Regions from separate parts of the Mus musculus genome. Here region 2 is linked to region 1. A link is a loop called in an ENCODE intact Hi-C map of the cell type or tissue named here. Cell type or tissue: left cerebral cortex. All regions are shown on one strand. Links, peaks and the distances in the headings refer to the core of each region. The heading gives the core; the rest is flanking DNA. Region 1 holds the start of Gm39165 (a long non-coding RNA gene). Region 2 has its middle 21 kb from the start of Trmt9b.

Region 1 (15,362 bases), core at 6,350-8,849:
TGCCAGTAATACGCTGCTATGAAGCCCTGCCTCTTGATGGCATTTGGCTGTTTATTAAAATTAAGTTTGTCTTTACAATTGTTTTTTTGGCAAGGGTTGAGGAGAGAAAGTGGGTCCACTATTCAAGATTTCAAAAGAATATGCTTAATTTCAAAATGTGTCAGGTACACTGCCTAGTTTTATGTCAGCTTGACACAGGATCAAGGAGGAGAGAACTGGAACTAAGAAAATGTCTCCCTAAGTTGAGCTTGTACGCAGGTCTATAAGGCATTTTCTCTAGTCATTGATGGGGGTGGCACAGCCCATTGTTGGTGGTGACATCCTGGGCTGGTGGTCCTGGGTTCTATAAGAACTCAGTCTGAGCAAGCCATGGGGAGCAAGCCAGTACACGCTGTTTATTGCCCCTCCATGGCCTCTACATCACCTCCTGCCTCCAGGGTCCTGCCCAGTTTAGGTTCCTGTCCTGACTTCCTTCAGTGATGAACTTCAGTGAAGTTCATGTAAGTGAAAGCCAAATAAACCCTTTCCTTCTCAACATGCTCTTTGGTCATGGTGTTTTACCATACCTATAGTAACCCTGACAAAGACAGCCCTCAGAAAAGTCCTGCAAGGAATGTGACCTGCTGTCAGGTCAGCTTTGATGCCTGGCATCCCCGCTGTACCTTGCTGCCATATCAAGTTATCAAAGACAAAAGAATCACCAAACGTGATTGAAGGGTGCGTTATGGAATTAGGATGTGTGTGAACACTACTGTGAGGTGCTCAAATCAGATTCAGCCCTGCATTTTGGGAAGCAGGGTAAATTGATAATCTTTTTATACAGAGAGAGTTCATAAATGTATCAGATCATTATAATGTTTGGGAGGTGTGATGGTTTGTATATGCTTGGGCTAGGGAGTGGCGCTGTTAGGAGGTGTGGCCTTGTTGGAGTAGGTGAGTCACTGTAGGCGTGGGTTTAATATCCTAGTCCTAGCTGCCTGGGAGTGAATCTTCTCTTAGGGTCCTGCAGATGAAGATGTAGACCTCTCAGCTCCTCCTGCACCATGCCTGCCTGGATGCTGCCTTGATAATGAACTGAACCTCTGAACCTGTAAGCCAGCCCCATTAAATGTTGCCCTTACAAGAGTTGCCTTGATCATGGTGTCTGTTCACAGCAGGAACACCCTAACTAAGACAGGAGGGATTGAAGTAACTTAGAAATAAAGCCATATGCATGACAGGTGGAATATTTCCTCAATGGCTTTAGAACAGCAAAGACAGAAATAACCAACACTTAATTTAAACAGCGAAGAGAAACTTTAGCATTCAGTCATTAAAAATAACTAAAGAGACTAATGTATAAAAATATGTGATTCAATTTTGTCATTATACCATGGTTACCCCGTAGCGTGTAACACAGAAGATGGGATGCCAGGATGAATTCAGGAAGATTGATGATGAATGGTTTTGTTTGGTGGCGGTGGGGGTGGGGCTTGAGACAGGGTTTCTCTGTGTAGCCCTGGCTGTCCTGGAACTTACTCTGTAGACCAGGCTGGCCTCAAACTTAGAAATCCACCTTCCCCTGCCTCCCGAGTGCTGGGATTAAAGGCATGCACCACCACTGCCCGGCATGAGCAATGTATTTTTGTGTGATCTGTTTTTTCTACAGGAAACCTGGGCATATGAAGGCAATAGGGTTTTAGGATCTAAGATTGTTGCCATTGTGTCTAAGTCTACGCATTGTGGTCACTGATACGTTTACTGTAGTTGAGGTCTATGATAACCAGATGGCTAAGAATTGAATGTTTATGTGACTTTATCAGCACCAGTAGTAAATTTAGCGTCATCTTGGTATGGCTTATTAATAGGAAATATGAAAATCAGTCAATATGAAGACATGGTAACAATGAGGATGATTGTGGAGACCAGAACATTCTTGTAGTTAAAGTGTAGATAATGAAGAAGGTGTAAGTTTGGTTTTGTGATGGATATGAAGCGTTTGCTCTGGCTCACAGTTTGACACAGTCTGTCATGGTGGGAAAGGCATAGGACAAATTCTGGTCTATAACACCAACCAGGAAAGAGGTAAGTACCAAAGACTCGATGGGTGGGTTTTAAGTGCTCAGGACTGACCCTAGGGCTTTATAGGCTAAAATATACGCTCTACCACTGAGTTCTGTCTTTTTCCCCAAAGACTTGATTTTTAAGAAACTATGATTTTATAAAACTTTGTGATGGGGGGAAGACTTTTGTAAAATGATAGGAGTTGGTTTTCCCCACCCCCAACGATCCACCAGAGTGTTAATTCAGAATTTGATTTTGATTAAGGTGAAAACCAAAAAAGGCAGTGTTTTGTTCACACCTGAATTTGGAACCCTAGGCTCATATCCTCTGTAATTAGATTAAGGAGCCAAGAAAAGCAGAAAACTTGGGGCAGGGTGGGGGTGGGGAGGCAACTCAAGAAGTACAAGGCAGTAGAAACCAAGAGCATTCCCACCGAGAGAGAAGAGACCAAGAGAATCAAGGATTCTGACAATTAGCCTGAGATCTCAAACCCAAGTGACACTGATCAGAAGAGGAAGAGAAACAGTGCTGGCTTGCAGAAGATAAAGAATATGCGCTTCTAGCAGTTTGCTAGGCTAAAAGGTTGTTGTCAAAGCTAAGAATATTTCAGAACAGATAGGATACATCCTGGAACTTGTCATTGTCTTCGTGCAGCGGAGACGGGAAGTAAGGGGGGAAGACAGCTTGGGAGACTCTCAGCGTGTTTATCCTTCGGGGATCCAGAGATAACGAAGAGCTGTAAGACATGAATCTCTAATGCAGGTCTTAGGGGTGCTTCACCCGTTCGCTTTCCCCTTATGATTGGACAAGGGAGTCTGCTTGGTTTACAGCCTAAAAATAAACGCAAATAACTGGGAAGAAAAAGAAATCAAGGTCTCTTGTGCTTCTTCTTCGTGTTCTCGGCTGTGCGGCCTGGAACTCAGAAGGGAAAGCAAAAGAAAGACAGGAATTCAGGAATTCAAAATGGCCACATCCCAGAGCCTGGGAGGGGATGTTTGCAAAGATTCCTCCCACTTACTTACACAGTTGTTTCCAGAACTTTGCCACATCTTCGATCCCCCACAGAACTGAATGGGGTGTCCAAACCTCCTATCCAACAGTCTCGTGGAGTTAAAGGTATAAATTTATCTTCTGAAAGGCCCAGTTGAGTGCTCCAAAAATCCTATATACTAAAACCATGTGGGGTCAAGTCACCAAACTTAATCTACTTTCCTAGATTAAAGATGTCCCCACTAGCCCAGAAAGTTTACAGTTTTTCCATTTCCCGTTGGCTCTGTTACTTTTCTTGCTGCAGTGATAAAATACCTGAAGGGCAAACCTTGTGGCTTTTAATAATACATTACCTGTGTTATTGGAAACGTGGACTGACTGATGGGGAAACGCAGTTTATCTCATTAATAGACACCTTCTCAATAAATTATCACAGTCTACAATGCATATATAGAATTTTGATCAGATTTAAATTACCACTAATTATACTTTCATGTGTATACTCAATCCAGAAGAAACTCAACCCAGAAGAAAATGTTCGTACTTTTAAAGCTTTATTGCCTAGGAAATAACACACACCTCCTGTTGCAATGAAATATATCTTGAAAAATAGTGGACTTTCAAATATAAGACATATGCACACAATATTCTTGAAAGGAGAGTAAAGAAATATGTTAAAAGTCAGAAAAGTATATTAAATGTTTTTTATCTTAATTTTTTATATTCTTAAATGATGCTGCTAACAGTCAAATTACAATCATTTGTTCTACTAGGTACAAGTAAGTAATTTTATGCCACTTTATTCTAAAATGTGGTTTAAAATAAGCTGAAAACTATGTATTCTCATTTCAATGTATAATAAGCTACACTCAACCTAAAAAAAATGCACAAGGAAGAACATGGTTTTAGCTTTGTTTTAGAGAGATCGCAATCAAGTGTTTGAAGAAGAGACGTTGACTATCTCAACGGTTCCCTCTTCCCTGAATCATTCTGAAAGCACCTCCTCCCCCATCTCTGTCCTCTTATTAACAAGGACTATCACCTACTTGTTTGCCCCTGTCTAGGGCAGAAGGCAGTCCTCTTCCTCCTCTTCCTCCTCTTCCTCCTCTTCCTCCTCTTCCTCCTCTTCCTCCTCCTCCTCCTCCTCCTCCTCCTCCTCCTCCTCCTCCTCCTCTTCTCTGACCCCAGCCTACAGTGCTTAACAGTTCTCCTAAGGCAGGGTGAAGGATCTTTACTTTGCTTGACTTTTTTTTTTTTTTTTGGCTTCTAAGCCATGTCCGTTTTCCTTAAATGGTAAAGTTCTAGTTGTCCTCTAAGGCTGAAATAAAAACACCATTTCTTCTATCAAATGTCCCAGCTCTCATGCAACATGAACTACTCTCTCCAGTACAATAGTGTTCATCGATCGGGCTTCAGAGCAGGAACGTCACCCAAAGCCTCTGGGGTCGAAAGCTCTGCCTCCTGCCTGTGGCACCATTGGCAGAGGGTGGAGCCTTCCGGAGGTGGGGCTTCCTGGGAAGAAGGGCCTTGAGATGCCGCTCTTGAAGGTGGGATCCAGCCCGTTCCTGTCTCTCATTTTGTTTCCCAACTGGCCAGGAGTAACCAGTTCCCCTCACCTATGGCCTTCTGCGGTGTCACATTGCCTGGCCACAAAGCAACAGGACCAGTGGTTATGGACTGAAAACTTTGAGCGAAAGCAAACCTTTCTTCCTTGTAAGAGGATTTGTCTCAAGTGTTTTATTCCAGTGATGAGAAAACGGCCTCAACGGGTACTAGATTTGTATTGTTCAGTCAAATTTCAAGGAGGGTATTCTTATCTCTATGGAATGTCACTTGGCAGAGATCAAAATTCAAGAACAAAACCGCTAGCAGAACCATCATATATAATAATTACACGGGGGGGGGGCGCGGAATCTACGATCTCTGTATACTTGAACTGTCTTCTTCACTCTTGCGAAGTTGTTACTGTGAGGAGCTCAGTGGATGCTTCCTCAGCTTTAATTCACTCAGCCTAAGTGTAAGGCAGTGCTACACGAATCAGATACTGAAAGAAGCAAAGTCAGACTCTTCCAAGGAAGGTGTGGGAAGTCGGGGAGAGAGAAACGGAGGGAGGAAGGGAAGTGTGTATTCAATGTATGTTTTGGGGTCACCAAGATAGCTCAGCTGGTAAAGATACTTGCTGCAGAAACCTGACAACCTGAGTTTAGTACCTGGAATTCACAGGGGAGGGTGGTTAAAAAGCTATCCCTTAGGTGAGTGGTTGGTGCACGCCTTTAATCCCAGCACTCAAGAAGCAGAGTCAGGCAGATCTTTGAGTTCAAGGCCAGCCTGGTCTATGGAGTGAGTTCCAGGACAGCCAGGGCTACAAAGAGAAACCCTGTCCCAGAAATAAAAAAAAAAAAAAAAAAAAAAAAAATTAACCAAAAGTCTGCTGGCCTCCACAAACATGCCATGACACATGCACACATGCATCCCCTCCTCTCTCTCTCTCTCTCTCTCTCTCTCTCTCTCTCTCTCTCTCTCTCTCTCTCTCTCTCTCCCTCTCCCTCTCTTTCTCCCCCCCCCCGTCTCCCTTTCTCTCCCTCACACACATAAGCAACAGCAACAACAACAACAATGATATAATAAACGCATATTTAACCTTGTAAAAACCTGTCAAATAGTTGTCTAGAGTGGCAATACTATTTACACGCTGTCTTAGTTAGGATTTGTAAAGCTTCCGTGGAACACCATGACCAAAAATCAAGTTGGGGAGGAAAGGGTTTATTTTGCTTATACTCCCATATCACTGTTATCATCAAAAGAAGTCAGGACAGGAGCTCAAACAGGAACCTGGAGGCAGGAGCTGATGCAGAGGCCATGGAATCCTGCTTACTGACTTGTTCTCCATGGCTTGCTCAGCCTGCTTTCTTATAGAACCCAGGACCACCAGCCCAGAGGGATGGTACCACCCACAGTGAGCTGGGCCCTTCCCCATCAATCACTGATTAAGAACATGCCTTACAGCTGGATCTCATGGAGGCATTTTCTCAGTTGAGGCTCCCTCCCTTCAGATGGCTCTAGCTGTGTCAAGTTGACATAAGACTGGCCAGCCCGCACTCCCTTTGGCAATGCAGTGCTTGTCTGTTTCCAGTGACTGTGCCGAGTGCTTGCCAGCACTTGTTCTGCCCATTTTATTTTAGCTATTTTAAAGTGTTCTCACCATTGTTATTGGACTGCAGTCTCCAGTTCCTCAGTGACTATTTACCGTGAGCATCTTTTTATGCTTATCTGTTTTTTAAAATACTTGCTCAAATCTTGCTCGTGGACGTCACTTGTTTTCTGAGAATTCTTTAAATATCCCAGAGAACTCCTTCGTCAAGGGGACATATTTAAAGTTCTGGTGAAGTCTCATTTCCCTCTCTGTCTGTCTCTGACTCCCTCTCCTTATATAGACTGCTTTTCATACCACATCTAAGAAAATTTTGCTTTCTCCCAGGGTTTCGAAGAGTTTTCTGTTTTCTTCTAAAAGTTGGGTAGTTTTAGCTTTTACCTTGAAGTTGGTGATTTATTTTAAGGTAGTGTTTATGTGTGAGAGGGAAGTGTGTGCATGTGTGTTTCTTGTATGTGGATGTCTTCTCCAGTTTACTGCTAATAATACACTACCACAGTATAGATAAAGCCTATTCTTTAGTTGTTATTGTTTTTCTTTGTACGTGTGTGTGTGTGTGTGTGTGTTGCATGCGTGCATGCATGTGCTCCGTGGGTCCACATGACTATCCTGACTCATGTCCCCAGGATTGCCAAGCAAGGACTCTTACCCAACTTAACCATTTCTCTATCCCCTGGGTAAACTTATTTTGGCTCCTACTCTGCCCTGTGGTTGAGGGGCTATGTCAGAAGGCATCGTCACATGGCAGGAGATGGGGAGTGTAGGAGAGATGCAGCCAAACAAGCTTCCACAACAGACCCACCCTAGATAACCCATTGGACCACCACTTTTCAGTCACATAAACAGACTCCCCCACGGATGAGAGCAGAGCCTCAGGCACCTCGTAAATGGGCCTGCGGATTGCACTTCTGCATTGTCTGATGAGGATGCAATGTCAACACAGGTTTTTTTGGGGGGGTGGGGTAACAAGCTATGTTCAGCCCATAGCCATTAATATCCACGTTCTCTAACACCATTGTGGAGGGGTGGGTCAAGCTTACTGGTGTGTGAGTTGCATATATTCAATTCTTTTGCAGTGTGGTTCTCTAGATGTATACAAACATGTACAGTCATAGAGCCAGCTTTAATGTCAAGATGCTGATGATAATGTTCCATCAGCCGCCCCCCCCCAGTCTCTTTTGAATTTTTTCCCTATCCTTTCCATACCTGGGAATACTGATGTTTCCTGTGCTTCTATGTCTATGCCTCATGCAGAAGGCTACTACAAATAGAAGAACTCTGAGCCACTGGTGAGAGTGGAAGCATTGCTAAGTGTGGAGCCGTTGCTGAGTATAGAATCTTTGGTGAGTGTAGAACCGTTGCTGGGTGTGGAAGTATTGGTGAGTATTAGAACCCTTGCTGGGTGTAGCCCTCTCCTCCCATTTCTTCCACACTAAGCACTTGAGATCCATCCAAGGTGGTGTATTTAACAGTAACTCATCTGCTTGTTTCTGAGTAATATCCTGTTATGTAAAGATACCATATTTGTTCATCCATTCTCTACTTGAAGGGCATTTGGGCTATTTTTAGTGTCTGGCTTTGCTGACTAAAGCAGCTTGCTATAGATTGAGCTGTCTATAATGCAAAATTTCTATGTTGCACTCTTAATCCTGAGCATCTGAGAATGGAAACCTATACAGAAGTGGGATCTTTCCGGGTATAACTAATTAAGTTAAAATGAGGTCCTAGTGAAAAAAGGAGTCCTTAACAGTATTGTTATTGCATACATGGAGAGAAGAGAGGCCACCAAAAGGCAAGAGCAGGCAAAGACACAACAAGCCCTGTGACCATAGAGGCAGGGGATGAACTCTGCAAGTCCAAGAATGATAGGGCTACCAAAAGCTGAAAGAGACTCCAAAGGATCATTCCCTAGAGAGAGAGAGGAGAGAGAGAGAGAGAGGAGAGAGAGAGAGAGAGAGAGAGAGAGAGAGAGAGAGAGAGAGAGAGAGAGCAAGTGAGCACACCTTTGGATTTGTAGACTTAATCTATGGGGGAATGATTCTGTTTGCAACTGGAGGGATGCAGTGAGACTGGAGGGATGCACTGTGACTGTGTGTTGAAGTTGAGAGTGTGTACCTGAAGTTGGGGGATTTTTCTGGTACAGATGTTGCCCAGACAAGAAGAGTGTTGATCCCAGGATGAAGCTTCACCATAGACAGAGAACCATCGTGCATTTGACCCCAGAGATCTTCCCACAAGTCTATTCAGAGGAGCTGCGAGCTGAGACATATGCACGGGTAACCTACCTTCTTACTCCAGGTCAGAGTATCTGAAAAATGCTGGTAACTCACACGCACAGGAGTGAGTTAGGCAATGCCCCCACAGTCACCGTCCACCTGATTCTTACACCATTGGCAACCTCTGAATTTTTTCTTTTTTTTCCATTTTTTATTAGATATTTAGCTCATTTACATTTCCAATGCTAAACCAAAAGTCCCCCATACCCACCCCCACCCACTCCCCTACCCACCCACTCCCCCTTTTTGGCCCTGGCATTCCCCTGTACTGGGGCATATGAGCAGATTTTACAGGGCAATCAAAGTTCTGTAAAGTCAAAAGTTGCCCATGCATTTATTAGGCTAATGCAATCTGGTTGTTAATTTATTGGGATTCTTATGCAAGCTCTGGAGCTTATTTTTGGCAATAGCTGAAGATTAGAATTGGAAACTTGTTAAAAACCTCAGATCCTTCCAATGAGCTAGCCCCATTTTAAAGTTTAGATCTTTGGTTCTCCAAACTACTTGCTAGGACCAACTCTGTGTTCCACACTGACACAGCTATTCGGCTGCTAACACCATCTCTTAGACACTTAGTTCTGTAGGAAAATAGATGTATTACAGAAATGGTATCAAAATTCCATGAGCTGACATACTAGCTAGAAAGCAGTGGGAACTTTGAAAGTTTATAAGTAGGACTGACAAGAAGAAGGAAGACCAAAGTGTGGATGCTTCAGTCCTTCTTAGAAGGGGGAGCAAAACACCCATGGGAAGAGATATAGAGACAAAGTGTGGAGTAGGGACTGAAGGAAAGGCCATCCGGAGACTGCCTCACCTGGGGATCCATCCACTATACAGTCACCAAACCCAGACACTAGTGTGGATGCTAAAAGGTGCTTGCTGACAGGAGCCTGATATAGCTGTCTTCTGAGAGGCTCTGCCAGTGCCTGACAAATACAGAGGTAGATGCTCACAGCTATCCATTGGATTGAGTACAGGGTCCCCAATGGAGGAGCTAGAGAAAGTACCCAAGGAGCTGAAGGTGTTTGCAGCCCCATAAGAGGAACAACAATATGAACAACAATACCCCCCCCAGAGCTCCCAGGGACTAAACAACCAACCAAAGAGTACACATGGAGGGACCCATGGCTCCAGCTGCTTATGTAGCAGAGGATGGCCTTGTTGGTCATCAATGGGAGGAGATGTCCTTGATCCTGTGAAGGCTTGATTCTCCAGTGTAGGGGAACGCTAGGACCAGGAAGTGGGAGTGGGTGGAAGGGTGGGTTTTCGGAGGGAAACAAGGAAAGGGGATAATATTTGAAATGTAAATAAAGAAAGTATCTAATAAAAAGAGAAAGAAAGAAAGGTGGGGCTGAACCAAGACTTCATAAGTGATGTCATGGAATCATAAGTTCCGGAGGTCTCTGTGTCTAAAACGACAGCACTCAGAAGAATTGTTTCCAGTTCATTTGCTTAGAATTCCCTCTTTTTTCTTAACAGCTGAGAAATATGCCATTATGTAAATAGACCACATTTTATTATGGACATCTTGGCTGCTTCCATTTACTGGCCATTATACATAGAGCAACCATGAATATGAATGAGCAGGTAGCAGACTCGCTGTAGTAGAACATACAGTCCTTGGGTATACACCCAAGAGTGGTATAGCTGGATAATATAGTAGATCTATTTTGAGATCTTTGAGGAACATGCACACTGTTGTTCCATGAGCTGTAGGGACATCTTGCTGTGCTGGTCACTGTTGCGGTTCGTGGGTGTCAGTAACAGCTGTGTAGGATTATTGGCTGTCTGCTTGCCTTAGCAGTTTGCAATATACCTTCCAGGACTCTGAAAGCCAGCCTTCAGATTAGATCCAGCTCAAAGCCTCCAAGTTCTGTGTCTGAGCTGGGCATCATCCACAGTGTCCTTACTGAAACCACATGTCCATGATATTAAATATAAATTTAGAGTTCAAATGTGGGATGTTTAGACAGACATCAGGCATTGTGTTTTCCTGTGAAGAAAGAGGAACTTGTGGAGATATTTTTTCTGGTGTCATAAAATTGTTTCAAGAAATAACTATTCTTAATTTCTCTACTGGGTTCAGTTGGAGATTCATTAAATTCCCAGATTTCTAAAAATTTCTCGTATTTAATGCTGCCCAGAATTTTCCTTGTAGGGACACAAGCACCATCTACTGGCCGTGATGATCAACTGCAGATTAAAATACTGAAGAAAATTTTCAGTCAAGCTTGCATTCCTGTATAGCTATAGAAAAAAAAGAAAAAAAAAGTGAAAGAAATAGGGAGATGCAGGGTATGGTGGCTTATACATTTAATGTCATCACCTGGGAGAAAGAGGTAGGAAGATCTCTGGGAGTTCAAGGGCTACTTTGGCTCCATAGTGAATGTTAAGCTACGTAGTACCGGCTTCATGGAGATACTGTCTAAACAGATAAACAAATCTACAATATTTGCTTTTCCATATTTACACTTGAGTTTCCTTTCTTGCCTTAAATGAAAAAAAAAGAAGGAAAAGAAGGAATTTAAATGCAATGACAAACAAACAAAACAACAACAACAACAACAACAACAAAACTAGGATCTCGAGCCTCAAGTGGCCATTTCTTGTAGCCAGGTAAGACGACCACTGGAAGAATAAGGACAGCAACCCACCCACAAAGCCTTTAACTCAAAATGTGTCCTGTTTACGTGACATGCAGGGACAAAGATGGAGCAGAGACTGAGGGAATGGCCAACAAATAACTGGCCCAACTTGAGACCCATCCCATGGACCAAAACCAGTCCCTGACATGATAAATGATACTGTTATGCTTGCAGATGGGAGGCTAGAATAGCTGTCCTCTGAGAGGCTCCACCCAGAAGCTAATGCAAACAGAAACAGAGACCCATAGCCAAACATTAGGGAGCTGGGGGAGTCTTGTGGAGGAGTTGAGGAAAGGATTGGGGGACTTTACAGGAAGACCAACAGAGTCAACTATGCTGGACCCTTGGGGGCTCCCAGAAACTGAACCACCAACCAAAGAGCAAGCATGGGCTGGACCTGGGCCCCCTCACACATATGTAGCAGATGTGCAGCTCAGTCTTCATGCAGGTCCCCCAACAACTGGAGCCGGGGCTTATCCTGACTTCTGCATGCCTGCGGATCCCATTTCCCTAACTGAGCCACTTTGTCTGGCCTCAGTGGGAGGGGATGTACCTAATTCTGCAGTGATTTGATGAGGCAGGATCGGTTAGTTACAGAGGAGGAGGGCCTCTTCTCCTTCACTGAGAAGGGGCTGTGGGGGGCAGGAGAGGGGGCTGCGATCTGGATGTAAAGTGAATAATTAATGAAAAGAATAATCTCACTTCTCTGTTAAATTAAAAAGCAAACAAACAAACAAAAACTAGCCCTGTGGATGCGAGGGAGGACCAGGTGACTCTCCTACTGAGCTGCTTTCCAGGACCAGATGCACTGATGGTTTGTCTTTGTTACATTGTTTCTTTTAACATAGCTTCAAACATCAGCAGCTACTTTGGCTAACAACAGATTCATAAAAAGCACCAGGCACTTAGTCCTCTCATTCCTCCCCCCTCCCTGTGAGCCAATCCCATTAGTGGTAAACCTTTGTTCATTTGGACATGTTTTTAGATAGATGCGGCTCACTGGAAGTTTAGTCATGCTAAATTGATAGAAAATTGGAAAAAAAAACAATTGCAGCAGGAAGAGCCAGCCATATGCCACAATTTTTCATTTGTATGAAATGTCTCAATTGATAAATCCAAACTACCCATGACAGTGTTCCAAGATCCAAAATGCATAATGATTGATGTTAGTGTCTGAATAAAAACCCAGCGCTCAACCTCGTGCTGGATATGGCTTGTGTCCATCTTCACAGGCTCTCTGGGGAATGAGTCACTTGTCACAATGAACCTTTCATAGCTCTCCGTCAGTAGTCAAATTTCAACCATTTTCTATCTTTTTTTCAAAATAATTTATTATCAGTTTTTATCTTATAAGCACCGGTGTTTTGCCTGCATGTGTGTCCATGTGAGGGTGCAGATCTCCCCTGCACAAGAATTGCAGACAGTTCTGAACTGCCTGTGGTGATGGGGATTGAACCCAGGTCCTTTGGAAGAGCAGTCAGTGATGCTGAGCCATCTCTCCAGCCCAAATGATCTCTTTTTATTTAAAAAAAAATACTATTGGCTAGGTACTGACTTCAGACTGATAAGGGTTATATGGTTATACTTCCAGTAATTTATTCTCAGAGTTTGTCCACTTGTATCCCTGAGCAAGTGGGAGTTCGCAATATTCTCCTTCCTTAGTTCTCATGATAGCTGCTCACTTAAACTTAAGTCGTCCTCTCGCAACCTTCTCTGAGCCTTTGGCTTTGCAAAGCACAGTGGGACTGTGGTAGCCATGGTGCAATCTGTGAGCTATCCTTTCCAGGGCTATTTTTAAAGCCCCGGTTGCCTCTCTAAACTCATTTATGCAACAAACATCTAGTATGGTTGACCCTCCCTTTCCACAGTTCAGCCAAATATGGATTACAGAGCCTGCTCACTACATTTAATATTCCTTTTTTTATTGGATACTTTATTTACATTTCAAATATTATCCCCTTTCCTGGTTTCCCTCCCTCCTGGAAACACCCTACCACATCCTCCCTCCCCCTGCTTCTATGAGGGTGTTCCTTCACCCACCCACCCACTCCCACCTCCCCTCCCTTGATTCCCCTAAGCTGGGGCATCTATCGAGCCTTCATGGGACCACGCACCTCTCCTTCCATTGATGTATGACAAGGCCATCCTCTGCTACACATGCAACTGGAGCCATGTGTACTCCTTTGTTGATGGGAGTTCTGGGGTATGTGGTTGGTTGATAATGTTGTTATTTCTATGGGGTTGCAAACCCCTTCAACTCTTTCAGTCCCTTCTCTAACTCCTCTATTAAGAACCCCGTGCTCAGTCCAATGGTTGGCTGCTAACATCTGTCTCTATATTTGTAAGGCTCTGGCAGGGCCTCTCAGGAGACAGCCATATCAGGCTCCTTTCAGAATGCACTTCTTGACATCCACAATAGAGTCTGGGTTTGGCAACTCTATGTGGGATGAATCCCCAGGTGGGACGGTCTCCGAGTGGCCTTTCCTTCAGTCTCTGCTCCACACTTTATCTCCATATTTGCTCCTGTATTTTGTTCTCCTTCTAAGGAGGCCTGAAGCATTCACTCTCTGGTCTTCCTTCCTCTTGAGCATCATGTGGTCTGTGAATTGTATTTTGAGTATTTGGAACTAATATTCCTTTATCAGTGAGAACATATCATGTGTGTTCTTTTGCGATTGTGTTACCTCACTCAGGATGATATTTTCTAGTTCCATCCATTTGCCTAAGAATTTCATAAATCCATCATTTTTAATAGCAGAGTAGTACTCCACTGTGTAAATGTAACACATTTTCTGTATCCCTTCCTCGGTTGAGTGAAATCTGGGTTCTTTCCAGCTCCTGGCTATTATAAATATGGCTGTTATGAACATAGTGGAGCATGTGTCCTTATGACATGTTGGAGCATCTTCTGGGTACGAGCCCAGGAGTAGTATAGCTGGGTTACTTAATATTTCTATCAATTTAAAGACATAGATCATATGGGAAGGTATGTGTAGCTTATATACAAATAAACTCCATTTCATAGGAGATGCTTGAGCCATATTATTTGTGTGTGTGAGCAACAGCCTATTGCTTAGAGAGACATGAAGAACAAAGAGACAAAACACTCAAAGCAACCTCTACTCAGCCTTAAGAACGGCAAATGTACCTCTGGGAAACGTTCCCTATGCTCTGCTTGTTGGAAAAAGGAACTTTTTTTATATTTGCTGATACAGAGATTGTGCTCCACTGTAAATTTCTTAGAATTATTCAGGCACCAATAAGGAGTTAACTTGGTGTTGATTGCAGCATTGTGACCTCACACAAATAGACAGAAACATCAGGAGAGCCTCAGATCTGCTGCTGCTAGAGGGGTGGGTAGTAAGGACACTACTGAGCTCTAGACAGAGCACTTCAAGTGAACGGACCCTAGGGGAGTCTGCTAAATAGAAGGGGCCTCAAGGAGTCCCTGAGAAGGGAAGGACCCAGGGCTTCACTCAAAAGCCAAAAGCAGAGCAGCCATCTTAACATACAGGAAATGCCCCCAAGGGAAGTCAGGAAGGGAGGTAAGATGTCTCCCTCCCCTTTCTTTCGCTGAGAAATGCCCTCAGAGTATCCATTTTCTTACTTTGGTTTGTTCCAAACTTCAATTGTCTTTCATCTCCCATTTCCTATAATTTTTTCTGTTGAGGTTGTAAGGATTTCAACATCAGCTTTCAAATCATAATAAGTGGTTATTTCAGTTAATTACCATTTTTTAAAATAAATTTCAGTTACCATTTCTTATATATAAATTTCAAAGCACTCTCTCTTTTTTTTTCCTAACTTGTTTGGGTTTGTATAGCATTTTCTTCTGTTAACAAACAATAAATGTCATTTCTCCCCCTTCTGTCACAGTACTTTGTTGTTGGAGTCTCAACCATGGAAAGGTTATCCTTCCTAATACAGTCATGTCTCTAAGCTCTTGCTTAAAGGTAAAGACTCATTCTGAAAAGGCAGGCTTAGGAGAATGTGTTACATCACAGTGTGTGCTCACATGAACATAAACTGTGCGGCCTCCCCACACCTAGTCTCCACAGGACACCCTGCTCCCCACACCAGGCTTCCTATGTCACAGGGTTGACATCACACAGAACTTGATACCTATCCTCTATACCCAACAGGCTCCTCTCTGCCTCTTCTGTCAAGTTTTTAGGAAAGCTGTTTCTACAATACTGTAGGCAACCCCGTACCGAACTACAACGGGCAATACTGTAAACTTTCTTTGTTTCTAGAGTC
Region 2 (15,362 bases), core at 5,657-8,156, 230 kb before region 1:
TGATCACAAACTGCGTTCACTTACCTCTTGTGCCCCTGGGGAGATCATATGGCCCAGTGTCCTTTGCAGTCAACTGGTACCTTGTCCATGTGACCTGACTCTGGAGAGTAGGATGTCAGAAGCAGTGGTACCTGCTTGCTGCCTTCCTTCCTCTTTCCTTACCTCCCTCCTTCATCTCTATCTCCTGAACACAGAGTAAGTAAAGAGAAAAGAATTCATGGACCCACAAATGTCCACATGGAAGACTCTCCAGTGTGCTAAGTCTCACCGTGATGTAACAGTTGGAAGCTGGAAGTTGTGTGCTATAACACCTCGTATCTTATATATCTGCCACATGTGAGTGTCAGGTATGTATTTACCATCACACACACACACACACACACACACACACACACACACACACACACACACACACACACTATTGCATAGGCCTCCCTTTGCTCCCATATTGTGGATTTGATCTAATGTTACTTAAATTATGTTAATTTGGTCCCCCAAATTACTTGGGAATCTGCACATCTGCATGTAAGATACCAAGGACCCTGCCTCCCAGTTTTTTGTTTTTGTTTTTTTTTCTGAGACATGACTTCTCTGTGTAGCCCTGGCTGTCCTGGAACTCACTTTGTAGACCACGCTGGCCTCGAACTCAGAAATCCACCTGCCTCTGCCTCCCAAATGCTGGGATTAAAGGCATGTGCCACCACTGCCCGGCGCCCCAGTTGATTTTGATTGGTAAATAAAGTTACCCGTGGCTAATGGCTAGGCAGGGAGACAGGGGTGTGACTTTAGGATTCCGGGGCAAGGGACTGAGGGAGGGAGGAAGATATAGCTGCCATGTCGGGAAAGGAGTAAGGACCAGGCCTGAGAGGTGCAGAAGAGAAAGCATAACAATCACCTAAGAGCCAGGGAAGAGCGGCCCTAAACCCCTGCCCTCCAACTGGGTCTAGGGCAGCAAAGATGGAGTAGATATTTTAGTGAGTAATAACTCAGGAATATCAGATGGGAGGTGTTAGCAATGTGGAGGTGTGGGAGTGACCCAGCTATTGAGCTGTTTAAGGCTTATTAAAATATAAGGCTGTGTGTGTGTGTGTGTGTGTGTGTGTGTGTGTGTGTGTGTGTGTTTCATTCAAGAACCCAGAACATTGGGATGGGCAGCGAGGAAACCACACCACCACCCTTTGGACAATTTTCATAGAGATTGGTTGGCAAACTGCAACATTCCTAAGGTCTCTTGTCCTGAAACTCTACCCTTCTACATCTGTACTGGAGGATTTTGTGTGCCAACTTGACACAAGCTGGAGTTATTACAGAGAAAATGTCTCACAACTGGATCTCATGAAGGCATTTTCTCAATTACTGATCAAGGGTGGGAGGGCTCATTATGGGTGGTGCCATCCCTGGGCTGATAGTCCTGACTTCTATAAGAAAGCAAGCTGAGCAAGCCAGGGGAAGCAAGCCAGTAAAGAACATCCCTCCGTGGCCTCTGCATCAGCTCCTGCTTCCTGACCTGCTTGAGTTCCATTCCTGACTTCCTTTGGTGATGAACAGCAATGTGGAAGTGTAAGACGAATAAACCCTTTCCTCCCCAACTTGCTTCTTGGTCATGATGTTTTGTGCAGGAATAGAAACCCTGACTAAGACAACATCTTTACCCACTAAGACACAGGGGTGTCAGAGCACAAATGTCGCTTATAGGAAGCCCTGTTTCTTATACATAAAATGAACCCGTTCCCCTCTGGACTACAGTGGAGCTCTAGTCTCCTTTTATACTTCCATAGCTGAGTCTTGGCCACCATTGGATTCCTAGCACTTAGTAGCACTCAATAGTAATTATTCAATGAAGGACTGGAGTGCATTTATTTTTTTTTTAAAGGTTAGAACATTCTTTGTGTGAGGGATCATGTTACAATCATCCTTTTAGTTCCTTGTGATGTCTACAGCATAACCTGGCTTACGACAGGTTCTCTGAACCATCGTGGAATGAGTGGGTCAACTGCTGTGCCTGATGATGAAGAGGTGTGACTTACTTACTTTTTAATGTAGGTTGGGTGCTCATCAGAGTCCCCTAAGTATTTGAGAACGATGGGAAATGTGTCCTTGAACACGACCTACACTCTTCTACTGAAGCTTCACACCTGTGTGAGTCTCGGTTACCCAAGGCCCTTGGTGCTCTGGAGCAGGCAGAGGTACAGCTGGCCTGAGCTATTTCTGTCGAACTGATGTATTTACAGAAGGGATGGAAACAATTCAGCTGCTATAAATCAAGGCCACTGCGTTATTTCAGGAAAAGACAGGCTTTTAAGAGTCTTTTCCCTCATGATTTTCAAATTAGTCACAAATTCATGCTTGCGCGTAGGTGGGAAAACGAGATATAATTACTTCGGGGGAGAAATTAGGGAGCTGGCAATTGGTGGTGCCAAAGCTCATCACTAATCAGCACTATAAAAAAGAAAAGAAGAGAAAAGAAAAGGAAAGAAAAGAAAAGAAAAGAAAAGAAAAGAGAAGAGAAAAGAAAAGAAAAAGATAAAACAGATTCTGTGATTACACAACCAAGAAATATGGATCATGGGAAAAGGTACAACGGTAAGTATGACATGCAGTTGCACACTGAGAATATGGCCAACACTCAATGGGCAAACACAGTCTGACTTGGGAAAATGTTCCTATGTACTACCAATGATCAGCATCAGCAAGTATGGGGCGTACATCTTTAATCCCAGCATTTGGGAGGAGGAGCTAGGAAGCAGAGGAGTCAGAAGGTAACGCAGTGCGCTTCTGTATGTGCCACATAGTAAGCCTCTGTGCGACACAGGAGCAAACAGGAAGCCAGCCTACCAACCGAAAAAGAATATGCTCCCCTTAGTTATTACAGATAACGTCAAATCATTTCCCAAAATATAAAAATATATTAGGGTCCAAATGACATCATTTTCCTATAAGGAAAATGATGCTTTTGAGCTTATTATTATTATTATTATTATTATTATTATTATTTTGTAATTTCAAACACCAAGAAAGAGACACAGAAAAATGTAAATATTTACAATTCATTCTGACCCTACTATTCTCTGCTTCTAGAAGCAAATTTGATAGGGAATTTTTTTTAATTAGGTATTTTCTTTATTTACATTTCAAATGTTATCCCCTTTCCTGGTTTCCCCTCTGAAAATCCCCTATCCCCCTCTCCCCCTGCTCCCCAGCCCTCCCACTCCCATTCCTGGCCCTGACATTCCCCTATACTGGGGCATCAAGCCTTCACAGGATCAAGGGCCTCTCATCCCATTGATGACCGACTAGGCCATCCTCTGTTACATATGCAGCTAGAGACACAAGTTCCACCATGTGTTTTCTTTGATTGGAGGTTTAGTTCCAAGGAGCTCTGGGGGTACTGGTTAGTTCATATTAATGTTCCTCCTATGGGGCTTCAGTCCCCTTCAGCTCCCTGGGTACTTTCTCTGTCCTAGCCTCCCCACTCCCTCTAGACACTGCATATACCACACTGCACACATATACATATATGCTGGCACTTGGAAGGAACAATAATCTCCCAGAGATTCAATAAAACGTCAAATCTGAAAATTTATCAGTAAAATTTGGCAGCCAGCCCAGACTGGTCCCAATCTCGCAATCCTTCTGCCTCAGTCTGAGTACAGGATTCCAAGAGTGAATCCACTTATTTGGTAACATGACACACTGGATCTTTGGCATGAGGCTGCTCACTGAGCTATGGTGATCTTCCATGCATGAGCAGAACTGTTAAACAGACTCAAGACCCCACCCACACTCGACAACAGTCACCGATGACATCAGAAAATGCAGAAACTTACGTTTCACTTTTAAGCTTGAATTTTACCATCAGCAAATAAAACTGTCAGTTTTCCCATTGGAAAATGAGCTATTTTTTTAAACCTATTTTAAAGAAAATATCTACAAAACACACAACTTTGAATACCAAGAATTTTCATACACTGTTTTTTTTTATTTTAAGTAAAAAAATAAATTAGCCAAAACAAAGTTACTCAAATTTGGAATGTATTCATACTGCATTGAGATGAATTTAAGAGTTACTTGCCAAGCAAAATATCGGGGGTGGGGAAGCTGGTGAGTTATTAACCTATGACTTAGCAGAGCTTTTGGAGGTCAGGATTGAGAACAGGGAACTGTGGAACCCAGCTATATTTCCTCTACTGCTGGTACCGACATTTTTTTTTTTTTTAGCAGTCATTTTGAATCACCTTGCTGGACTGAGTAGCCAGATTATTGACAAATATAGATCGAGCGCCTGTGCCAAACACTGTTGTTCTTGGTCCTAAGTATAATGAAACCAAGCTGTAAAGCTTATTTTTAAATAAGATGATCAACATTTAAACAGATAAGCCGCATTCCATATCTTATATGTGCTGCGAAGAAAAGCCAAGTAAATACAGAGAGCACAGATGAGACTATCCGTAGGGAAGTAGAGAAGAGGGGAAAGAGCGGAGGGGAGAGGAGGGGGGAGAAGCAAGGGGAGGGAAAGGGAGTAGAAGGGAGAGGAGAAGGGGGGAGGGACAGGGAGGGGAGGGAATGAAAGGGCACTCACCTCTGACTCTTCTCACTCTCACTGTACCCTGAATCTGACCACGTCTCACCATCCCCTTACCTTCTACAGTGGGAAAGAGAAAGAAGGGGATGGGGGCGGGAGGGAACAAAACTAATGCCTGTAGATTTGAAATAGGGAGATGATTCCAAGAGCCCCAGGCAGTGATGTAGGCATCGTCAAATTGAGACATCAGACCTGTGGGGAGCAGAGGAAGACTGAGTTGTGACATCAGTGCATCGTGCTGTTGATATGGCAACGGTCATGTCAAGGGTCCCAGAGCAGAGGCTCCCTCAGGGGACGGAGTTTGTGTTGAGGGTGTGAAGAGAATGTCCATATGGTCTCCTACCTCCACCCCTGCTGTTTGTATTGTAAAGACTGTTTCTCTACAGACTGCGATAAGCTAAACCTGTCCTCCTGACCCAGCTGTACACCCCAAACCCTGCCTCCTTAGGTAATAAGCCTACATCCTTGTCCAGCTGTAGATGATACCCCCGCCTCCCTGTTCAACTCTCTATAATAAACACTGCTGAACTTCCAATGTGTTGAGGGCTCTCCATCTTCAGAGCTCAGATCACTTGATCCCAGCTTTTCGTATGTGCGCCCATCTGTCAGTCTTCTCTTCATTTTCTCACCACCCTAGACAACTCAGGTAGCAAAAGCCCTCGGGATAAAGAGTCAAGAAAAACACCAGCAAGTGACTGAGGACGTCGGGTTTATGACTGATGGCAGCAAAAGAGGCCACAGCATGAAGAATCATTCGGTGAGGGGTGTAAGAAAGGACCAGTCCAAGATGAGTGATTGTGGGAAAAGACTAGAACAGCTCCATTGTGGACCAGCTGTGTTATCAGCTGACGTGGGCTTCCTTAAGAAGAAACTCATATATTAGTCCACTCTCAAAGCATCCTTTTCTAAAGCCATAGTGTACTGGCTGGTTTTATGTGTCAACTTGACACAGGCTGGGGTTATCACAGAGAAAGGAGCTTCAGTTGGGGAAGTGCCTCCATGAGATCCAGCTGTGGGGTATTTTTTCAATTAGTGATCAAGGGGGAAAGGCCCCTTGTGGGTGGGACCATCTCTGGGCTGGTAGTCTTGGTTCTATAAGAGAGCAGGCTGAGCAAGCCAGAGGAAGCAAGCCAGTAAGTAACATCCCTCCATGGCTTCTGCATCAGCTCCTGCTCCCTGACCTGCTTGAGTTCCAGTTCTGACTTCCTTAGTGATGAACAGCAATATGGAAGTGTAAGCTGAATAAACCCTTTCCTCCACAACTGCTTCTTGGTCATGATGTTTTGTCCAGTAGTAGAAACCCTGACTAAGACACATAGCTAAAACCTTTATGGGGAAAGAAGCTCAGTGGGCCCAGAAGTATGTCAGACTGTCATCTACCCAGCGAGCTGAGCATGTCAAGCGATCTGTTAGGCTGTCTTTCCTTCTTAAAGACCTTAAGCTGAGCACACTCAGTTGTGTATATGTGAAGTCAAGCACACTCAGGAATGTGCCTATTGTCCTGTGGGCATATATAGATTCCTTAAAAATACATTTTCCCCCATGTATCCCCCGCTCGATGAGGGTCTTGCTTTGGTAACAGCTCTTGTATTGCTGTTAATAGCTCATGCTGCCTGTAGTTATTCTTTCTCTTCTTGTTTATTTCTTGGATGTGTGAACTCTATTGAGCTCAGTGCTGTCAGGAAGAAGGTATAATCCTATCATTGGCTGTCTTATGCATGTTCCTAAACTCTGAGACTCTAAGATCCTCACTTCTACAGAATCCAAAAATTCAAGCCCCTCAAATCTCTGGCCTTGACAGCTAGAAGCCCCCCTTTGAACTGAGAGCCCCTTTTCATAAAGCTAATCCATTATGAATTTTATTGAACTAAGGTTTTTCTGGGAGTGAGTGGGTGGATCAAGATGGTTTATGGCACAAACATTTGGCAAGTGTGTTATGTTTTAAATCCAATAAACATTTTTGTAAAGATTTGTTTATTTTTCTTTTATGTGAGTGTTGATACTGTGTGAAAAAAAAAATGTTCACCATAGCCTAATCCCTTCCCTGATGTTTGTGGCCTGAAGACTGTTCCCCTACAGAAACTGCTCCTACTGGGATTAGCTAAACCTGTCCCCTTCATCCAGCTGTATACTACAAACCCGGCCTCCTTGTTCAGCCTTGTGCTCTAACCTTGCCTTCCTATTTGGGTGTTTTATCTGCGTGTATGTCTGTGTATCCCACGCATGCAATACCCAGGGATACCAGAAGAGGGCGACAGATCCCCTGCAACTGGAGTTATAGGCAGTTGCAAACTCTCGTTAGAGTACTGAGAATTGCACCCTATCCTGTGGAAAAGTCAGTTCTTTTAACTGCTGAGCCATCTCTTCAGCTCCTTATAAGTGTTTCTTTTCCCTTTGGGGGTCTATTCTGTGGGCTGAACCTCTGATTTCTTTTTCTTTGCTGAGATGATGCTACGCACGGCTTTTTATTTATTTTTTTATCTCTGTTCCTGTCCCGTTTGTCTCTGCCTTCCCTAAGCAGAGCTACCTATCCAGGCGTTCCCAGTATACACTTCACTTCTTCCCAATGGAAGTCGGCAAACATCAGGCTCATAGGCATTCAGAATTTAGTCTCTGGGTAACATCGGATTGGTTTGAGAGGACAAGCTGGTTCACTTCTATCCTGTAACAAGTCTATGAAACCATTCTTCTCCGTGGTTGTTTCGATGATTAGAGATGATGTCATTTGTGATGTGTGTGATACCCAGTAATGCCTAGGGACCTCCCCTTCAGGTAGCAATTCTTGTGACTTAAGCTTTTACATTCTAAAGATTTGTTTAGGGGCTGGAGAGGTGACTCAGTGGTTAAGAGCATTGACTGCTATTCCAGAGGTCCTGAGTTCAATTCCCGGCAACCACATGGTGGCTCACAACCATCTGTAATGGGATCTGATGCCCTCTTCTGGTGTGTGTCTGAAGACAGTGGCACTGCACTCATATCAATAAAATACATCTTTTTATAAAAGAGATTCATTTAGTTTTATTTTTATGTGTATGAGTGCTTTGTTCAAATGTATGTCTGCATGTCACACGCATGCCTGGTGTCCTCAGAAGTCAGAGGGGCATTGGATCCCCTGGATCTGGAGTTACAGAGGGCAGTGAGCTGCTATGTGACTGGTGGGAATCCATTCTGGACCCTCTGGAAGACCAGGCAGAACATTTAACCACGAGCCATCTCTCCAGCCCGTTTTATATATATATATATTTGTGTGTGTCTGTGTGTGTGTGTTAAAGACAAACATGGAAAGCAGACTGTTCACAGTCGGAGTCTGAGGTCCTTCCCAAGGAAAGGGTCTCCCCATTCCACTACTCTGTTCTCTCCCTACTCAGTTTGAATGAGTCCATAAAACCTCATACACGGGCTTTTATTTCTTATATGCTGGTCACCGTGGGAGCTGAAGCGAAGGGAATATGCACATGGGAAGACTTTAAAAGATGATATATATTTCTCTTCCTTTTCATAATCAGTTCCCATCTAATAGCTAGAGGACCGAAGGGACTTGAATTTAATGTTCTAGCTTAAATTCAATGTTCCAGGAGCCTTCCAACCTGACAGCAGTGAGATTCTTAAGTCTATTAGTGTATGGTTCCAGGAATTTCAGAGTGAGGCCTCTGTCGAGTGAGATGCAGGCGGAGATGCGTTTGTCTCATCTGTTTAAGACCATGGAATGGAAGCAGAATCACTGGAGCGATTCAGCCACAGCATCCAACCCTTCTGTCGGGTCCTTATCCCTCCGCTTTTAATTTATGACACATGCACCACTTCCCTGCCAGCAGAGATGGCACTTAACTGTTGATTCAAGAGCTTGGCAGGGCTTGGCAGGGCTTGGCAGGGCTTGGCACAAGGCACCAGACACTGGAATGCATTTACAAATTAACCTTGCTGCTCCATCTTCTCCCTGTGCCCTCCCATCTGGGAGAGATGCCTTTAACAACCAAGTACTGGGGTGACACTCTAAAGCTCCAGCTATAGAGTATGGCTCCAAGAAGAAATTTTCAAGTCACATTCAGTTGTCATCATGAACATCTCTCTGTCCACCAGCAATTACCCTAGACGTGTGATGTATCGGAGCTCGCTCTCTCTCTCTCTCTCTCTCTCTCCCCCTCCCTCCCCAGACTTCTGCCTTGTTTGGTTTCCCAGGTTCCTTGATGCTCATCATAACGCCCTTCTCTGTAGTGGAGAAAAATCCTCATTAGGTACTTAAATACCCAATGAAGAAATTAAGAAGCTGAGAGAATAGTTCAGGCAGTAAAGCGTTTGCCTTGCAAGTAGGAGGGCCTGAGTGGAGTATCCAGAACCTATCCCAAAATACCAGACCTGGTGGTACATGCCTGCAATCCCAGCACTGGGAAGGCAGAGACAGGAGGGTCCCTGGACCTCACTAACCAGCCAAGCTAGCCTAAAGATTGACCATTAGCAAGAAAACTCTCAGCTTCAAGTTCAATGGGGGGGGGGGGGAGAACGCTTCAAAAGATGTGCATCTGCACAGTACACACATGTACCTGAACACACATGTATAGCTACACAAACATGAACACGCACACGTGCTTTTTTAAAAAGAAGAAACTGAGTACTCTGCACATGTGGATGCTGGAGCCCCCGGAAGGGTTTCTGTCATTCTTTGAGATGAGAGTCCACGTTTAGGCTTTAGTGTCTGACGAAGCAAACTGTGAGTCTTTGTAAAAGAATCCACAGGCCACACAGCTCTAAAGTTCTCTATGCCTTCTCAGGAGAAAGCTGTCTTCAGAGTATACATACTACATTCTAATCAAGGCAGTCTCTCTGGCTACCTAAACAGCAGCTTATCTGAATTAAAATGCTCCTCTCTGGGGCCACAGGTCTTAGCTCTGGGGGGCACAGTTTGACCATTAGCAAGAAAACTCTCAGCCCAGTCAAGGTGATCTACAAACAAACTTAACTCCAGCGGGGTGCAAACACTAGCATCTAGGGACTTTAAATAGCCAAGAGACAAAAGCAATGGCATAGGACACATTACAGTCCACACTAAAGAGTGGACCAGCATCACTTGGCTATAATTGTATTTATCCCTCATTACAAGGCCAAGCAACTTCCTGGATTCAGGACTCAGCGATGTCCTTCTTCCCCCATCTCCTGTTCTTCCCCACTTCCTTCCTTTAAGAGGGACATGTAAGGGGGCTGTCTTCTGCTGCTGCTTTGGGAGCCTTCTGCTCACAGCTCCGTCCCAGCCTTCTTGCTATTCTGATGCAATTTTTTCATTAGCAAATGACATAGTGGCCCTGGTTGAATCCTCTGACTGAGATGTCTATTAAGTTCATAGATGAGATTAAGTCAAGAGAATTGAAAAGATTTGTAATCCCTTTGATGCAATCATTCATTTGTAAATCTAATCACAGCAATAGGCATAGGGCTAAAGATCTTTCCTCACCAAGAGGGAGGTTCTTTTACTAGGCAAGAGTCATCTCCTGGCGAGAGGGGACCATTCAGTAGGATTTGGAGTTTTCAGTTCATTAGGAGCAGATCTACAAAATCAGGTCGCTCTCCCAGGTGAACACTGGTAAGGACAACATAAAGGACTTACAGGACATCTTATCCTATTTCTTCATATTCTCTGTGACCGAAGAAGATGGTACAGAAAGGTAAAGAAAGGCCCTAGCTGATACAATAACAATAATTAAGAGAAAATCATGTTTGCGACCAGCCAATCCAGGTTGGAACGCCTCAGAAAGGGTGGCCTGGCTTTTGAGGAGGGTGAAAGCTTGGCTCCATCAGCGGCAGTGAGGAGTGACCACAGAAAGGGGAACCTCGCCACGGAAAACCCCCAAGTCCAAAAATTCTACCTGCCTGGGTTTTCTTTTTCTTTTTCTTTTTTCTCTTTTCTTTTCTTTTCTTCTTTTCTTTTCTTTTCTTTTCTTTTCTTTTCTTTTCTTTTCTTTTCTTTTCTTTTCTTCCCTTTCCTTTCCTTTCCTTTCCTTTCCTTTCCTTTCCTTTCCTTTCCTTTCCTTTCCTTTCCTTTCCTTTCCTTTTCTTTTCTTTTCTTTTCTTTTTTTCCAGTGAGAATTTAGTTCATGCAAAATGTCTAAGTAAAGCTAGCTAGCCCCTCAGCTCTGGGAATCTGTGATCTCTCCTGTACCAGTGGGTTTTTTTCTCTATAATCATGTTGATGTTTCCATGGAATACAGTTTCGAATGAATGCAGCAAGGGCTTGTGGAAGCTGGTCTAAATGCATTTAATTCCTCTTCTCTCATGTAGACATTCAATTTTTCAGCCCGGCAAATCAATACGTGGACATGTTATTTTAAGTTCTGAAATTAACGGCCAGCAGCACTGAGAAAGTAGGAGCTGGTAGAAGTGATTGCGTTAGGGGATAGAAACAGCTGCAAAGCCTCCAGCTTTAAAATGTGGAAGATGCTCAGTGGTTTGGATTTTGGGTTTAGTTTGGTTTTGATTTGTTTTTCTAGACACCCCCCCCTCCCCGTCTTCTACAATGTACAAGCTTCATTTCAATGAAAATAAAAAATCATTTTCTAATATCTTTGAAAGGTCATTCTTGTATAAGATGGATTGTTTAAGTGCATTATAGTGCAGCTATCCTATAGGAAGGGCAAAGCGAGGGAGACCCACCAGATCTGATCGGGAGGGTTGTGTGGATAGTTGCAGGACGGCGAAAGGTAGCCTTGTTCCTGGTTAAGCTAAGGCTCAAAACCCTGGAGACTTTAAAAGGACGGTAGGCAGTTTGTGTGTTCCCCGGGCACCACATCCCTGTCACTAGCTGCAGCTCTCCATAGATTTGTGGCCATCAGTCACATAAGAGCAATGCCCCAAAACCCTCTACAGGTAGAGGAAATGACCTGTGGTCACATACACTCAAGACTGATCTCCATTTTAATGAGGTACCTAGAAGCCTGGAGGGCTTATCCAATAAGCTTTCCTTCCCGGACACTGCTCCCTGCAAAAGGTATTTAACCTCAGGCCCACCCTGAGAAGTGGGGTATGGTTTCACTCATCCACTTTCCGCCATGACAATAGATGCCTTAAAACCTCTTTTCATCAGGATCTGCCATGGGGAGCCATGGAGAAGGCCTTCGTGGTCTAATCTTCCATAAAGGCCTCTCTGTGCTCCCAGCCACGCTGACCACCAAGCCCAAGCGACTGCCATCAAGGACTCTCCTTGAAGGACCAGCAGGAGCCCCCTCTTTTCCCCTTCAGCCCCGGGCTAGATCCAGCCCGCAGACCCCAACTCTGTTCTCAGCTCTTCCTGGCTCCCATGGCACGTGAGTGTCCAAGAGCCTAAGAACCAGATGGCTCTGCCCTCCTTGCAGGCCCGGGGACTCTTGAAACAGTTCTGGCTGTCCTGAGCCTCAGACTGTGCTCCCTCCCCTGCAACGGTGTCCTGGGGCTACCCTATGCCCAACACCTGCCTGGCGACAGTGTGGGGTAAGTACGGTCAACTTCCTGTGTCCCATCTCCCTGAGTGGCCAAGCCCTGTGATGGAGCAGACATGCAGAACCATATAACCCTATAGACAGTATACACCCATTTGTGCAGGGAACAACGCAGCTGCATTGGCAAGGTGTCCCGGCTTGCTAAAATGGTCCTTGCCTGTCTATTTGCCCAGTTTTGATTATAGCCAGTGCCCACTTTCACTCTTGAAGTTTTCTGCTTTGGAAAAAAAAATTTCACAATGGTCACACTCATCTCTATGTGTTTGTGTTTGCACATATGTAGGAACCAAACCACGAGGGCCACTCCAAGCACTGAGCAAAGGTGGAATAGAAGGTTGTCCTTGTGTGTTTCTGAACATAATTTGACAAGGAGATGCATTAGAGTGCTCTGGCTTCAGGATTTTTTTCCAGGAAGGGATTCACAGCCAGCTCAGAAAAGCTTCCCATGTGAAAGTTTAAATAGTATAAATAAAATAAAGGCCCTTCATTATCTCTTAGCCCATGGTGTAGGTCTGTTTGCTGTTGCTAGTAGCACAACACCATAGACTGGGCACATTATAAAGAACTGAAGTTTCTTTCAGCTCACAGGGGTAAGATCAGAGGGTATGCCTGATATAGAAGGCCCAGAACATCACAAAGCAAGAGACGGGGACAGGTATGTGAATATTCCAGTCTCCTTGTAAACTCCACATCATTTGCTCCACAGGGCCCTCACCTGATCACTTCATCTAATCCCCTCCCCAAAACCCTGCATTCAGCAGCAGACACAGGTCGACTGTGGCCACCATGCCACCTTACAATGTGGGTGAGCCTAAGAAAAGCTTTAGAGGTGACAAGCCATGTTCAGACTACAGTGCCCCAGAGACAGTCTCTCAAATCTCATAAATGAGTGTTCCGTTTTTAACAGATCAGATGAAGTTGTTTAAACTTAACTTGATGTCTTAGAGAACCGTGTATATGATGTCTGCACATGTATCTTCTTTCTTTTGAACTTTTTTTAAAAAAAAGATTTATTTATTTATTCATTCATTTATTTATTTATTATATATAAGTACATGAGACAAGGGCATCAGATCACATGGTTGTGAGTCACTGTGTAGTTGCTGGGACTTGAACTCATGACCTCTGGAAGAGCAGTCAGTGCTGTTAACCACTGAGCCATCTCTCCAGCCCTCTTCTTAACTCTTACATAACATCCCACAGTGGTGTGAACAGGATTGTCTTCCCCAAATTCATATGTTGAGGTGACAATCCCTAGTATCTCAGGAAGGGACGATTGGAATAAGGCCCTTATGTTGGTTTAGTATTATCTTTACATGTGTATGTGTGCTAACATGTTGTGTGTGTGTGTGTATGTGTATGTGTGTGTGTGGGTGTGAGTGTCTTTCTCCATTTCTCTCCACTTTACTTACTGAGGTCGGCTCTCATCCAGGGTTCACTCATTGAGGTTTGTGCTGGGGATGTCCTGCCTCTGCCTCTCATGACCCGAGCTTCTAGGTTGCCATCAAGCCTGCTTGAGTTTATGTGCGTTCTTGGGATCCAAAGAGTCATGCTTAGGAGGCAAACACTTTACCCACTGGGCCATCTCTTGACTGGACAGAAGACTTTTCAAGAGACAATTAAGCTTACTGGAGGCCTTTTGGTGAGCACTAATCTGATACTGGTGCTCTGAGGAGACAGGACAGAGAGGAAAGACCATGGTGACCACACAGGAAGAAGGTTACCATCGGCATGGCAATGAGATGAGCAGGTCTCGGTACCACCGTGCTAACACTTGCAGCTCTGATTTCAAGGATGAAGAAGTGGGAGAAAGTGCTCCCGCTGTCTAGGAGACTCAGCCTGAGGTCCTGGAGGACCTTGTAAACCAATACACATAATAGAGGAACACTGTGACTTATTGATTTATTGATTACCTCTGTCTACTTTGGCTACATCAAATTATGCTGAAAATATGTACTGTTCCGTGGGTTCAGATTTCCTCTTTGACTATGTCTGTGAGAAGGTCTCATTTGGAATTAAGAACTAAAATTACTAAGTTAAATGAATGTATAACTTTTCAATATAAAAGAAATTCCTGTAGAAATGCCTTTAAAATATCTACAATTTATACACACACACACACACATTTAATATCATACACACATTTAATATCATTTCTAGGGAATTAGAAAAAGACAAGTAAGTTTCTCAATCAACTTTCTCTAATCTGTTTGTGAAGAACAATTCTTTAGAAGTACACCATTCTGTCACAGATGGATGGATGAGTGGATGGATGGATGGATGGATGGATGGATGGATAGGTAGATGGATGGATAGATGGGTGGGTGGGTAGATGGATGGATAGGTGGATAGATGGATGGATGATACATGGATAGATAGGTAGGTAGATAGATAGATGATAGATAGATAGATAGATAGATAGATAGATAGATAGATAGATATGTATAGCTTAATAGAGGGGTGAATGGGTGGGTAGATGGATGGATAGATGGGTAGATATCGATTCCACACCACACCAGTGATCTTCTACTCAATGAATAGCTGCCCCAAAGCAATGGCAAAGCAGGAGCTAAAGACCAAGTGGCTCAAAGAATGAGCCCTTGACTGTGCTCAGCGTGAGATGAGTGTTTTAAATGTATTGCTCTTGCTACAATATGTCCTTGAATGCAAGCCAGCTGCTTAATCTGGTGCTTAAGGGAAGAGGCAGTGATCTACTCCGGAGTCAGAGAGGTTCTGCTCTGCTCTGCAGTCACAGCTGCCCAGTGCAGCCCCTTCCCACACCCTCCACAATGGTCCTTTTGACCACAGAACATTTTACCTTTGTTTATTAATCTTAGGACCTGATCGTCATCTACAGTGTGAAGAGTATAAACCCACTCCCATGAATGCAATCTTATCAATTTTTAAAATAATAAATATTTTAGAGTAGTATCGAGCTGGGAGCACTAGAGAAGAAAATGAGTGTTTTGAAGGTGGGGTTGGTAGCAAAGGAAGACAGAGGGTGATTTTTAGAGAAAGACACAGAGCAGCCAGTACTGGAGCTAACCCATCAAGACTTACTGTCTTGCCTGGAAATCACATTACAATGTTTGATACTAAATTTGTTGAAAGATATGGCAATTCCAACATCAATTCAGAGAGATGTACTTTCAGTTTTGTTTCTAGATCACTGCCAGCAACTTAATGTTGATTTTTCACCAGCTGCCATTTAGCTGTGTCTCTTGGGCTTCTTTTAGCTACGAAATTGGAAAAACAAATGGGTTTGTGCAAATCGACATAAAAATATGAGCCAGGGCAGAAGGAAGGATACTTTGTGG

The links. Peaks named below come from ENCODE experiments on the same cell type or tissue, not always from the same donor. Only the 100,000 strongest peaks of a DNase experiment are listed, where the experiment ranks them.
Region 2: it touches region 1 in a loop (16-fold over the local background); 8 of 42 quality-filtered maps call a loop at or near these places.

What each region holds. Positions count from the first base shown.
Region 1 is chr8:36,197,445-36,212,806 of GRCm38, reverse strand. It overlaps Gm35520 (a long non-coding RNA gene), which reads right to left. Exons shown (of 4, transcript XR_870363.2): 4 at 9,960-10,707. It overlaps Gm39165 (a long non-coding RNA gene), which reads right to left and starts at 4,157. Exons shown (of 3, transcript XR_870369.3): 1 at 4,080-4,157. In left cerebral cortex, for the core only: no CTCF peak of the experiment used is centred there; a DNase peak (open chromatin) is centred at 7,643.
Region 2 is chr8:36,428,961-36,444,322 of GRCm38, reverse strand. No RefSeq gene overlaps it. Among named protein-coding and RNA genes, the nearest start is that of Trmt9b, 21 kb to the left of the region's middle. In left cerebral cortex, for the core only: a CTCF peak has its summit at 6,832 (motif pointing right); a DNase peak (open chromatin) is centred at 6,821.